2 separate regions of the Mus musculus genome follow, and region 2 is linked to region 1. The links are chromatin loops, found by intact Hi-C in ENCODE. Cell type or tissue: left cerebral cortex. All regions are shown on one strand. Each heading gives the region's core, and the rest is flanking DNA. Links, peaks and the distances in the headings are about the cores only.

Region 1 (5,359 bases), core at 90-5,089:
TTCCACTCTAGGTTCAGGAGTGAGCAGGATTGAGCTCCCCACGTGCAGCTGTAAAGGCTAGACACTGTGCCGCCGCCCATCTTTCACAATCCACATTGCTCTGCTCTCTCTGTCTCTGTCTCTGTCTCTGTGTCTCCCAGGCCAGACCCAAGACCCCCTATGTCCCACTGTAAGAGGTCTATCTGTCCCAACCTGGTAGAATCTTTATCCATCTGCCTGTCTGTCTACCGATCTACCTGTGTATATCTCTCTCTGTGTCACGCCTCCCCTGCACTGCCCCGCCACACCCTATATCCATCCATCACCTCCTCAGCTTCCCTGAAGGTGACTCTCTCCAGAAGCATCCTGTCCTGTGCTGAGGTACCCCTCATCACCTTGTCAGCTTGTGTCCTGCCTCCTCTCCCCAGCCCAAGTGCATCTGCCCCCAGGCCATGGCTAGCTGGCTGCAAGCAGCCACAGCAGACAGATTGTGGCCTCATCGGGTGAAGGACAGACATGGCGGTGGGTGGAGGCATGGCAGAAAGGATGATAGAAAGGGTACTGCTGCCCTGTGAGCCTGTGAGCCCCAGCCTGTCACCAAGTCCCAGCTCAGCCTGTCACTTAACACTTAACTCATTTAACATGTCCAGAGATGGGTGGGCGGCTGAGACCTTCCAATGCTGGAGCATTTAGGGCCAGCATCAAGGTTTCATCTGATAACCCATAAAACCCTATGTCACCTCAGGGGAGCGCATCTTGGCCAGTGGCTCTGTCCAGCTGCCTCGATTCACACTGCTGGAATCTGGCAGCCTGCTCATTAGCCCAACCCACATCTCGGACGCCGGCACCTACACTTGTTTGGCCACCAACTCTCGGGGAGTAGACGAGGCGTCAGCAGACCTGGTGGTGTGGGGTGAGTGACCATCCGTAGGGGTGGGTCGCCAGCATCTGTACTCCCATACTGTGTTGCTGACACAACCAAGGCTCTTCCTGTCACAGGGATGATGACAAATTAACTCAGAAGCCAGGAACCAGGAGGAGGTGGCCCTGCCAGCAAGGCCACTGGATGGAGAGGTCATGCCATGCTCAGCTGAGTCCAGAGAACTATAAAAAAGCTGTCTTATGTATTTTAGGGCAGAATCAACACAGGGCCAGAGAGTAAATATTTTTGGCTCTGCGGGCTAGACAGTGTCCATCAGGGTCCCTCTCCTACCCTTGTGCTGCTGAGAAAGCAGCCAAGACATTAGTGGCATGGTGGTGAGGCCCATTGAGGTGAGCTTGTCTGTTCAGTATGCCACCCACCATTATCAGCCTGGAGAGAAGCCAGCAGATCTCTCAAGCCTTTTCCACTTGAGGTGTGCACCCCAGACATGCAGGTTTATGGACATACCTCTCCAGGCTGAGCCCTAGGGCCTCGAGTGAGTAGTTGCCTGTCACCAGGAAGCTGGCCTGGTGGCTCTGGTCACTCTCAGTTTGCAATTTTCATTCTTTCTATGGCACCGAGTCCACACCGTGTTTGTGGCTTCAGAGAATCACAGTGTCCCTGGGACAGTTTGTCCTTTCCACTCTCCTGGGACTTTTTTGTGACATAAACCTGTCAACATATGAGGTCATCGCTCAACATCTCCCAGCATCCAGATGTGCAGCTCCAGCGTGTCCCTCCCCCGCCAACTATGGTGTCAGCCCAACCTCCCTGTTCACTAAACATATCCCTGTCTTACAGCCCGGACACGCATCACTAAGCCACCCCAGGACCAGAGTGTCATCAAGGGCACCCAGGCCTCCATGGTGTGTGGAGTGACCCACGATCCCAGAGTGACTGTCAGGTACTCCATGCAAAGTGGGAAGGGACGCTTATAAGACAGGATGGCAGCATCGGGGAGTTGATGCCGTCTGTAAGGCCTCACCTGGGGGGCTATGTCCAGAGCTGGATACAGGGCGAGATGGAGAAGAGGCTTGGTGCCTAAGGACCATGCTGTGTGAACCGTGTTGATGCAGAGTCCTGAGGCAGGAGATGGTAGACAGAGAAATAGAGCAAGGAGGAGGACTCAGGGGTGGGGGGATGACTCAGAGCTAAGAACACCTATGTGTTAACCACGAGGACCCGAGTTCAAATCCCCATATTCCAAAGCAGGGCACAGCTGCATAAATACCTCTAACCCTAGCTGTGTGGAGAGGCAGAGACAGGAGGGATGGAGCTTGCCCCAGACTTCTGAGGTTCAATGAGAGACACTGTCTACGAGTACGGAAAGAAATTACAGACAGGACGCCTGGCATCCTCCTCTGGCCTCACACGCTTAGCACGCAGATATGCACTTCACCATACACATATTGTGCACATATACTAGACAGGAAGAAAAGGGGCAGCAAGAGAGGAGGGAGACGAAGAGGGAAGGGAAAAGGGTGTTTAGGATAAAGAGGTAGAAGACCCCTGCCGCGTGCTCCCCACTTTTTAAACCCCCTAACTAACCTCGTGTGAATGAATTAGTTTAAGCTCCTATTGTAAGGTCTTCAGGTCTTATTTTAATATTCATAGTGGAGCTGTCTGGGCAAGAAGACACAGAGGTGATCACGGGGCTAAGACAGGACAGGGGATGACCCCGTCAGAGGGCATGTAAAGGAAAAGCTTAAACAGAAGTTACCTCCTGCCCCTGTGGGAAAGCCAGGACCAAGAGCTCAGTGTGGGTCTAAAGCAAGTGTCTCGCCTGGGCGTCTGTGGACCAAAGCTCCACAGACCCAACCTCAAACAAGGACGCCCAGGGTACTCCCAAACCATAAGAAGATCTGGGAGCCGCAAGACGGAGGGGTGTGTTGTGTCCCTTTGTGCTCTCCGGAGAGCTCCAGAGGCTGGGAGTCAGCATAACTGCTCCTTCAGAAGATTCCAGCATGTTGCTGTCTAGCTAATGAGTAGTAACACTGTCCCACAATTGCCACAGAGGCCAAGAGGCCACGAGGGGCGGGCACTCCTGCCTCCAGCAGACATGGCCTCCCTAAGCCTCACAGTGGTGTCCTGGGGCGCCACCTGGTGGTCACTAGACAGAGGACAGTCTGCCAATCAGTATAATAGAGTTCTGAGGAACCAGGATTGCAGGACTCCAGGCCTGCCCAGGCTGAGAAACGCTTCATGAAGTGTTCAACATTGACCTTTGGGGCGTTGTAACATGCCAGCAGGGACAAACATGAGCCCTGAAATCACACAGAGGTAGTCAGAATGTTGGCAGACTGACTTCAGGATCCTGGCTTTATCAGATTTTTCTCTAAAAGAAAAAAAAAAAAATTAATAGAGCAATTGTGAAAGTGCCCTCAGAGAGAAGCCATCCCCTGAGTCACAGTCTCGATGACATACTAGTGTCCTTTCTCTAGTTCTCAACTATGTTCTGCTAGTTGAAAAACTCCCAAATAGCCACTATGTTATGTCAGCAGCTGTTTCCATTGCTTGTGTGTATGCGTGCATTTGTGTGCCTGCATGTACATATGTATACATGTATGTGCATATGTGCATGCATGTGTGTATGTGCATATGTGTGTACAGGTGTGTGCATGTGTGTGTACATGTGTGTGTGTGCGTGTGTGTGTGTGTGTGTGTGTGTGTGTGTGTGTGTGCACACGCACAGGCAAGAGGCAGACATCAAGTATCTCTTCTCTATCAATCACCAAGAGTCTCTCACTGAACCTGGAGCTCACAGATTTGCCCAAGGCCAGCCCTTTGTCTCTGCTCCCAGCCTGCACTCCTTGGGCAGTGGCAGCCCCTGCTGCCATCTGCAGCCTCAAGATTACATAGGGGTAGGGGACACAATGCTCAGTATTTTTAAAGCCGCCCAGTGGTTCTGATATTCTCCCAGAAACAGGATATTCTAACTACAAAGTACAACGGGGTCCCCTGAGCAGACTAGAAAGGGAGAAGCCAACGGCTCACATTTAAGTATTGGACGCTCAAATCCCAAGCAATGTGCTGTCAAGACAAAGCCAGGCCCCAGGGGTGAGGCCCAGACAGCTGCAGGCTGCCCGCCATTCTCAAAGAATCTATTTGGTATCTGGATCCAAATCTAGACAGGACACGAACAATCCACTTTGAGACATTATTAATATTAATAAATACTTTTTATACTTTTACCATGTAATGAATTTATTACATTGCAAGAGGAAAATTCAGATCAAGAAAAAAAAGACTAGCAGAAAAACCCATGTACAGTTAACCATTCCCCTTAATTTGACACCATCAGTAATGATATTTGAGTTCCATTAAAGAAGCCAGACACACTCTAGTCTCTAATCCTTTTCCCTTGCGGACCTACTGTGCCCCCTGTGCCATGTCAATAAATATGTTTGCATCAACTCAATTACTGGATTGCTTAGAGTCCACTGTCTGAGGGAAACAGTTTACCAGTTCACAGTGACTGCATTCTTTTCATTATTATTTCTAAATTTTTGCTAATATGAGAAATCTCATTACAAGTATCCTGGTAATCAAATTCTGTACACATCTCTGATTTGCTAAAGATTGGCTGATGTTATCTGGAGCCAAAAGGGTTCCTGAAAATAATGCCAAGAATGTGATATGGGTAGAGGGGTGTGTGTGTATGTGTGTGCGTGCTCTCACGCGCGCACGCCTGGCTTTTTTAGATAGGCTCTTATTATGTAGCCCAAGGTGGGTTGAAACTTGTAGCCACTCTCCTGCCCCAGCTTCCCAAGTGATAACATTACAGACATGAGCCACCAAGTCTGGCTACGTATATATTTTTGTTTACTTTTGAAAGAAACCACTCAAGCCAGGAATGATAGCACACACCTTTAATCCCAGCACTCAGGAGGCAGACGCAAACAGATCTCTGTGAGTCTGGAGCCAGCCTGAACTACATAGCAAGTTCCAGGCCATCCAGAGCTACATACTGAGACCCTGTCAAGAAAAGGGGGGTGGGGAGGGAAGCAAACACCCAAGTGTCTTTCAGAGGCATGGTACACATCTTGGAAGAGGGGATATTGCCCTGGCAGGCACTGAGTGATGTTGGACATTCTATTAGTTGTGGTATAGTTCTTGTTGCTGTTCTGAAGTAGTTTGTTTGTGTGTGTGTGTGTGTGTGTGTGTGTGTGTGTGTGTGTGTGTGTGTGTGTGTGTGTGTTTGTTTGTTTTTAATTATGTGCATCTGAGGCTAGGGCAAGGGTTATGCGCCTGTAAGTGCAGTACCCATGGAGTCCACCAGAGGGCGTCAGATCCTTTGAAGCCAGAGTTGCAGGCAATTGTGAGCTTCCTGTCTTGCTTGGTGCTAGATCCCGAGCTCCAGCCTTCTGCAATAGCAGAATATGCTCTAGAATAGAGTCCTTCCATCCTATCCGCTGCGCTAATCTGCATTTCTCTGTGGCCTAGGAGGCAAACATCTCA
Region 2 (5,359 bases), core at 59-5,058, 85 kb before region 1:
CTTGGCTCAACACATCCTCATTTACATTCCATGGTTACCTGGCTCCCCTGGAATGGGCACAAGGCTGAACACCATGGTGACATCCCATGATCAATCTGAGCTGCTGCCCTCATGGTGATCAAGAAGCAAGGTAGAGATGAGAAAGAAGGAGTCAGGGACAAGGCCTGTCTTTCAAAAGCCCTGTGACTCACTCCCTTCAACAAAGACACAACTTCCACAGTTCCACTGCATCCTGGTAGCCTGGTTAAATTCTGAATCTATCAATGGACTAACTCACTCTTGGAGAAGATTCCTCATGAACCAATCTCTTCCCCAAACTCCATCCCTGGATGTGCCTGCATCAGGAACCAAGCAAGCCCTTGAAGATGAGCCCTTAGGTGTGGCATTTCTTCTGCAAACGATAATACCATAAAACCATTTAATATGCACTAGGGATTGGACCTAAGGCCTTGCACATCCCAGGCAGTGCTCTACCACTGAACTATATCCCTAGCCCACTTATTCCTGTATTCATCCATTGAGACAGGGTCTGGCTGAGTTGCCCAGGCAAGCTTTGAACTTTTTGTCCTCTTGTCTCAGCCTCCTGATTGATGGGCATCATAGGCTGTTGGAGTTTAAAAGACAAGTGGCTCCCACAGGCTTGTGTATGTGACCACTTGGCCCCCGGTTAGTGGCATTATTTGGGGAGATTTTGGAACCTTTAGGGGGTGGAGCCTTGTGGGAGGAAGTTCATCATTGGGGACAGGCCTGAAGGATTTATAGCTTCTCCCTACTTCCTTCTCTCTCTCTCTCTCTCTCTCTCTCTCTCTCTCTCTCTCTCTCTCTCTCTCTCTCTCTGTGTGTGTGTGTGTGTGTCTGTGTGTGTCTGTGTGTGTGTGTGTGTGTGTGTGTGTCTGTGTCTCTCTGTCTCTGTCTGTATGTGTGTGTGTCTGTGTCTGTGTCTCTCTGTCTCTGTCTCTGTCTCTCTCACTTTCTCTTCCCCTGTGTGTGTATCTCTCTGTCTGTTTCTGTCTGTCTGTCTGTCTCTCTCTCTCTCTCTCCCTATGTGTGTGTATCTCTCTGTCTGTCTCTTTCTGTCTGTCTGTCTGTCTGTCTCTGTCTCTCTCCCTCTCTTTCTCTCTCTCCCTATGTGTGTGTGTATCTCTGTCTGTCTGTCTCTCTCTGTCTCTGTCTCTCTGTATCTCTCTGTCTCTGTGTGTGTATCTCTCTCTCTCTCTCTCTCTCTCTCTGTCTGTCTTCCCTCCCACCCCACCCCCTGTACCCCTACCTTGCTTTTCCTGCCATGACAGACTTTTCCCCTCTGGAACCAGAAGCTAAAATAAACGCCTAAGTTGAGTTTAGTCATGGTATTTCATCACAGCAACTGAAAACTAATTAATACGCAAGCCTGAGTCATCAGGCCTGTACCACAACGTCTTTTAGCGACACCCGTCCCACAGAGCTAGCTTTACTCCAGTGTGTGGCTTCGTTGTCAATGGTCCCACCAGCAAAGACTGGGTTTCCAAGTAAATTCACATTCTGAAGTTCTTGGAAGGGGTTATTCAGGGCAGAGAGGAGTATCCCTTTCCAACCCAGGACAGCATCAAATAGTCTTGTCCTGGAAACAACTTTATCCCTGCCCGAGGCTTAGGATCCTCTGAGCACCACGGTGCCGCCAGGCTTGGTCATTCATTCACAAGGTTCCTCTAGAATGCCATGTAGGCCTGTGGAGCCAGCGCCGTCAGCCTAACCCGCTGGCACTCTCACTATTCAATCTGTGTCATCTTTTGGCCGGCTGTACAATGGGCCCGGCCGGAGGGAACCTGCTGGGTGACGAGCTGAGGCTCACACTCCTCCTTCCCCAACTGGAGCCCTGCCACCCCACTTACAATTCCCCGGGGCTGTGTTGAGGCTAGGTTACGCTGGCTGCCCTCGTGGCCAGGCCCCCCTAATCAGATTAGATGTGTATTCAAACAAATTGATGATCCGTTCCATTAGATGCTTATGAACACGCTTTTCTGAGCGAGAAATTCATCCGGCTGCAGCTGTGGAGGCTGCGGGCGGAATTGATTGTTGCACCCTCCCAGGCTCCCAGCGTCAGAAGGTGCTGGCTCCTGAAGGTCACTGGCAAGGATTAGATTAAGGAGGGCAAAAGCCTTCTTTCCTGGCTAATGAAGTACTTGGCATGCAGGCGGCAACAGGCCAAGTGGGACCAGGCATCTGCCAGGAGGCAAGGGAGGGGCATTGATTAGCATCTCATTTATGGGAGTGCATCAAGAGGGTGGGGGGACCTAGGGTGTTCAAGGCCCTGGCTCGGGTGGGATAGGAGCAGGCAGGTAGGTGTACCAGATGTGGAAGTGGAAGAGAGACAAACAGCTGGGAGTCTGGGTCCCAAGCAGAGAATACCTGCTGAGCATCCTAGGCTCTGTGTACCCCAAAACGCTCTGCTGGCAGAGCCCTGGCAGCCTCCTCTTGGGCTATGATATTCCTGGTCCTGGGTTCAGATAGAGCCTAGACTTGGTACTAGCCCTCCCCACTCCACATGTAAATATCTGAGCTTCCATTCACAACAGACCTGTAGAGCTACAGGCACTGTGGGAAGGCCCCATACAGACTTATGCAAACCTAGCCTGCCTCTATGACAGACCTGAGCTAACATAAAACTGTAGAGTCTGGGAGGAGGAGAGGCTTAAGGGACCCTGCGCCTTTGCTCTGTTTCTGACCTGGAACTCTCCCCCAGAACTCACCAGCCCTGCCTCAAGTGTACAGACTTCAAGCCCAGCAGCCCTCCGGAGGCCATTGGAGGTCAGTCCAGGAAAGACGTGACTGACGGAGAGATTCAGAAGAGAAAAGTGTGTCTCAGAGCCACAGCTTCCTATCCATTCCTAGGCACTACAGGCTGGCTAGCCTGAGCTCCTATTAGGAGGCCGGAAGGGAGAAGGAGCTGAGGGCATTCAGGTCTGAAAGGGAATTTGTCTCTGTTCAGTGGCTTTTGAAACTTGCTCTAAAGGGCAGAGGGGTGTCCTTGGCCAATTAGGAGCCTGGCAGAGGCCTTCACCCCTGTTTCCCCTCTGCCAGTATTCCCAGCGGGAATGGCTCCAGGGGAGCTGTGTGGTTCCCAGGCCAAGCTAGGAAGTAGACAGCCCTGAAAGATGAGGCAGAGGGAGCCTGGCCAATCAGGTGAAAGATGATATTATGTTGCAGAGCGGGGATAAAGGAAGGAGGCAGTTTAAATTGAGATTAGCTTCTGTATGGAGCTATTTAGCTTTCAGCCTAGCATCTAAGGGTGACAATGAGGGTATTTAGTGACAATGTCAAAAGGAAATGGCAGTCGGGGCCTCCTGACCTGTTAAGGGAAATGAGAAGGAAGTTAGCATTAAGACCTCTTGCCAGAATTCTGCAGGCAGGGGGTCATTCACAGAGCTCAAGAACAGGGATGCCTCCAGCTGTGTGACACCCTGGAATCACACACAGAGGGCCTTCTTCTGTCCCCAGTCCTTCCCCTGTCCTCAGTGTGGCTCACCCACAACCGCTCTCACTGCACCTATACACCCATGGATGCCTGTGGATGCGTGCATCTGGTCACAGGTAAACACCATGTGCCAGGATCTACAGCATAGAAATGATAGAGTGGGGGTCGGGTGGGGGGGGGGGGAGAGTGAAGGAATAGCACATGTGTGCACACACATGTACGTGCACAGGCACACGAGATACACACCCACTAATCAGTTTTCCCAAATGCTTCACTCCCTAGAAAAAGCCTATAGTTATACAGCAAGTACATTTTTATACACAAGGGGCTTGGAAGTTGGAGCCCAATTAGTTGGTTGCTTGTCTGCTAGGCACAAAGCCCTTGGTCCCTGGTACCAAATCAACCTGGCATGGCACGATGGCACTGTGGAGGTGGAGGCAGAGAGATCAGAAGTTCACCCAGGGCAACAGAATGAATTTGAGGCCAGCTTGAGCTACATGAAACCCTGACTGCAAGTAAATAAGATTCTGACAACTTCTATACAAGCGATAGCAGATTCTGTAAGCGACACTTGTTACTCAATAGGGGCTTTCAAAGGTTGGTCTGGGGTTACCTTTTATGGAGAAGCCTCGTGCTGGAGTTACGCTCATTCTTGTACCGAGGTGCCCTCTGCATCAACAACGCAGGCGTTTCAAACTCTGTGTCCCAGCTCTGAGACACGGCCCTCTCACATATGCGTAAGTGGCGGGGACAGAGGTGCTGCCTTTGGAAAGCTGGAGGGATGGGAGGGCTGTGACTCCAGAGATGGCATACCAGGCCCCAGCCCCACGAGGGGTGTGCCTCTCTGGGCACCTGTTCCCTGCACACCAGCCCACTGGACCCTCACTCTCACACTTTGGCCAGTGAGGAAAAGAGGTTACTGCTGTGACTCAGTTAATGTGGCTCATGAGCTCAAACATCCCCACACTTTTTCCATCTCCCCTCTGGACCATTCACACCCTCTCCCCGGTTCTCCTGCTCGTGCAATCTTACAGATTCTCAAAAACAAGTTTTTCGAGGCAGGGTCTCACTATGTAGCCTTGGATGGATTGAACTCAGTCCGTAGACCAGGCTGGCCTTGAACTTCTGGAGATCCATCTATCTGCCTCTGCTTCCCAAGTGCTGGGAAGAAAGGTGTTGTGATACTGTACCTGGCGGCTGGGAGCATTTTTTCCTCAGGACACTTAGATCTTTTCTGCGTTAAGTGTCGAGAATATCTTCCCCCGGTCTGTCGTGTGCTGCAGCTTTTGGTGTGTGGGTTTTCTCTTCCCTCTAAAGAATTTTTCATGGAGTTGAAGGCATCGTCTGTCTCCTGACCGTCTGGAGCTCTCGTGGTACTTAGAAAGTACTTGGCAGGAACTTAAATCCACCAGCATTGTGTATTTTTAAATTTTTGTGATTTCATCCATTCCCCCACCCCACCCCCTGCCTAGTTCTTTTAGAATTTCATTTTCATGTTTAAAACATCAATCTCTCCAGCATTTATTTTGAGGTAAAGTGTGAGGAAGGATATTCAATTTTATATTTTATTCCCACATGGCTCTCTGGCTGTTCCAAAGCCGTATGCTAAATAATTGCTCCTCCCCACCCCTCACCTCTGCCTTGATTTGGAATTCAGCACTCCTCATACGTTGAAAGTCCTTATTATGTATTTGGGTTTATTTCTAGAATCTGAGACCACCCTTTCATCAAACTTAGCATAAAGACCACACTGTTTGAGTGGGTGCAGTTCTGCTTACACTTTAATAGCTAGGGTAGTCTTTCTCCCATTGTCCAGACTTTTGTGTTTTGGCTTGGTTTTAGATTTTTAAAAAAATATGTTATTTTTTAAGTGGTGTGTGTGTGTGTGTGTGTGTGTGTGTGTGTGAA

What was found. Peaks named below come from ENCODE experiments on the same cell type or tissue, not always from the same donor. Only the 100,000 strongest peaks of a DNase experiment are listed, where the experiment ranks them.
Region 2: a loop joins it to region 1, with 2.3 times the contacts of the local background. A loop is called at or near these places in 3 of 42 quality-filtered maps.

Annotation. Positions count from the first base shown.
Region 1 is chr11:113,863,438-113,868,796 of GRCm38, reverse strand. Sdk2 (sidekick cell adhesion molecule 2) reads left to right here. Exons shown (of 45, transcript NM_172800.3): 11 at 725-892; 12 at 1,703-1,805. Among named protein-coding and RNA genes, the nearest start is that of Gm51930, 62 kb to the right of the region's middle. In left cerebral cortex, for the core only: a CTCF peak has its summit at 3,009 (motif pointing left); a DNase peak (open chromatin) is centred at 2,990.
Region 2 is chr11:113,948,282-113,953,640 of GRCm38, reverse strand. All of the region lies in intron 1 of Sdk2 (sidekick cell adhesion molecule 2), which reads left to right. Among named protein-coding and RNA genes, the nearest start is that of Gm51929, 90 kb to the left of the region's middle. In left cerebral cortex, for the core only: no CTCF peak of the experiment used is centred there; DNase peaks (open chromatin) are centred at 1,462, 1,881, 3,057 and 4,800; H3K27ac peaks cover 435 bases.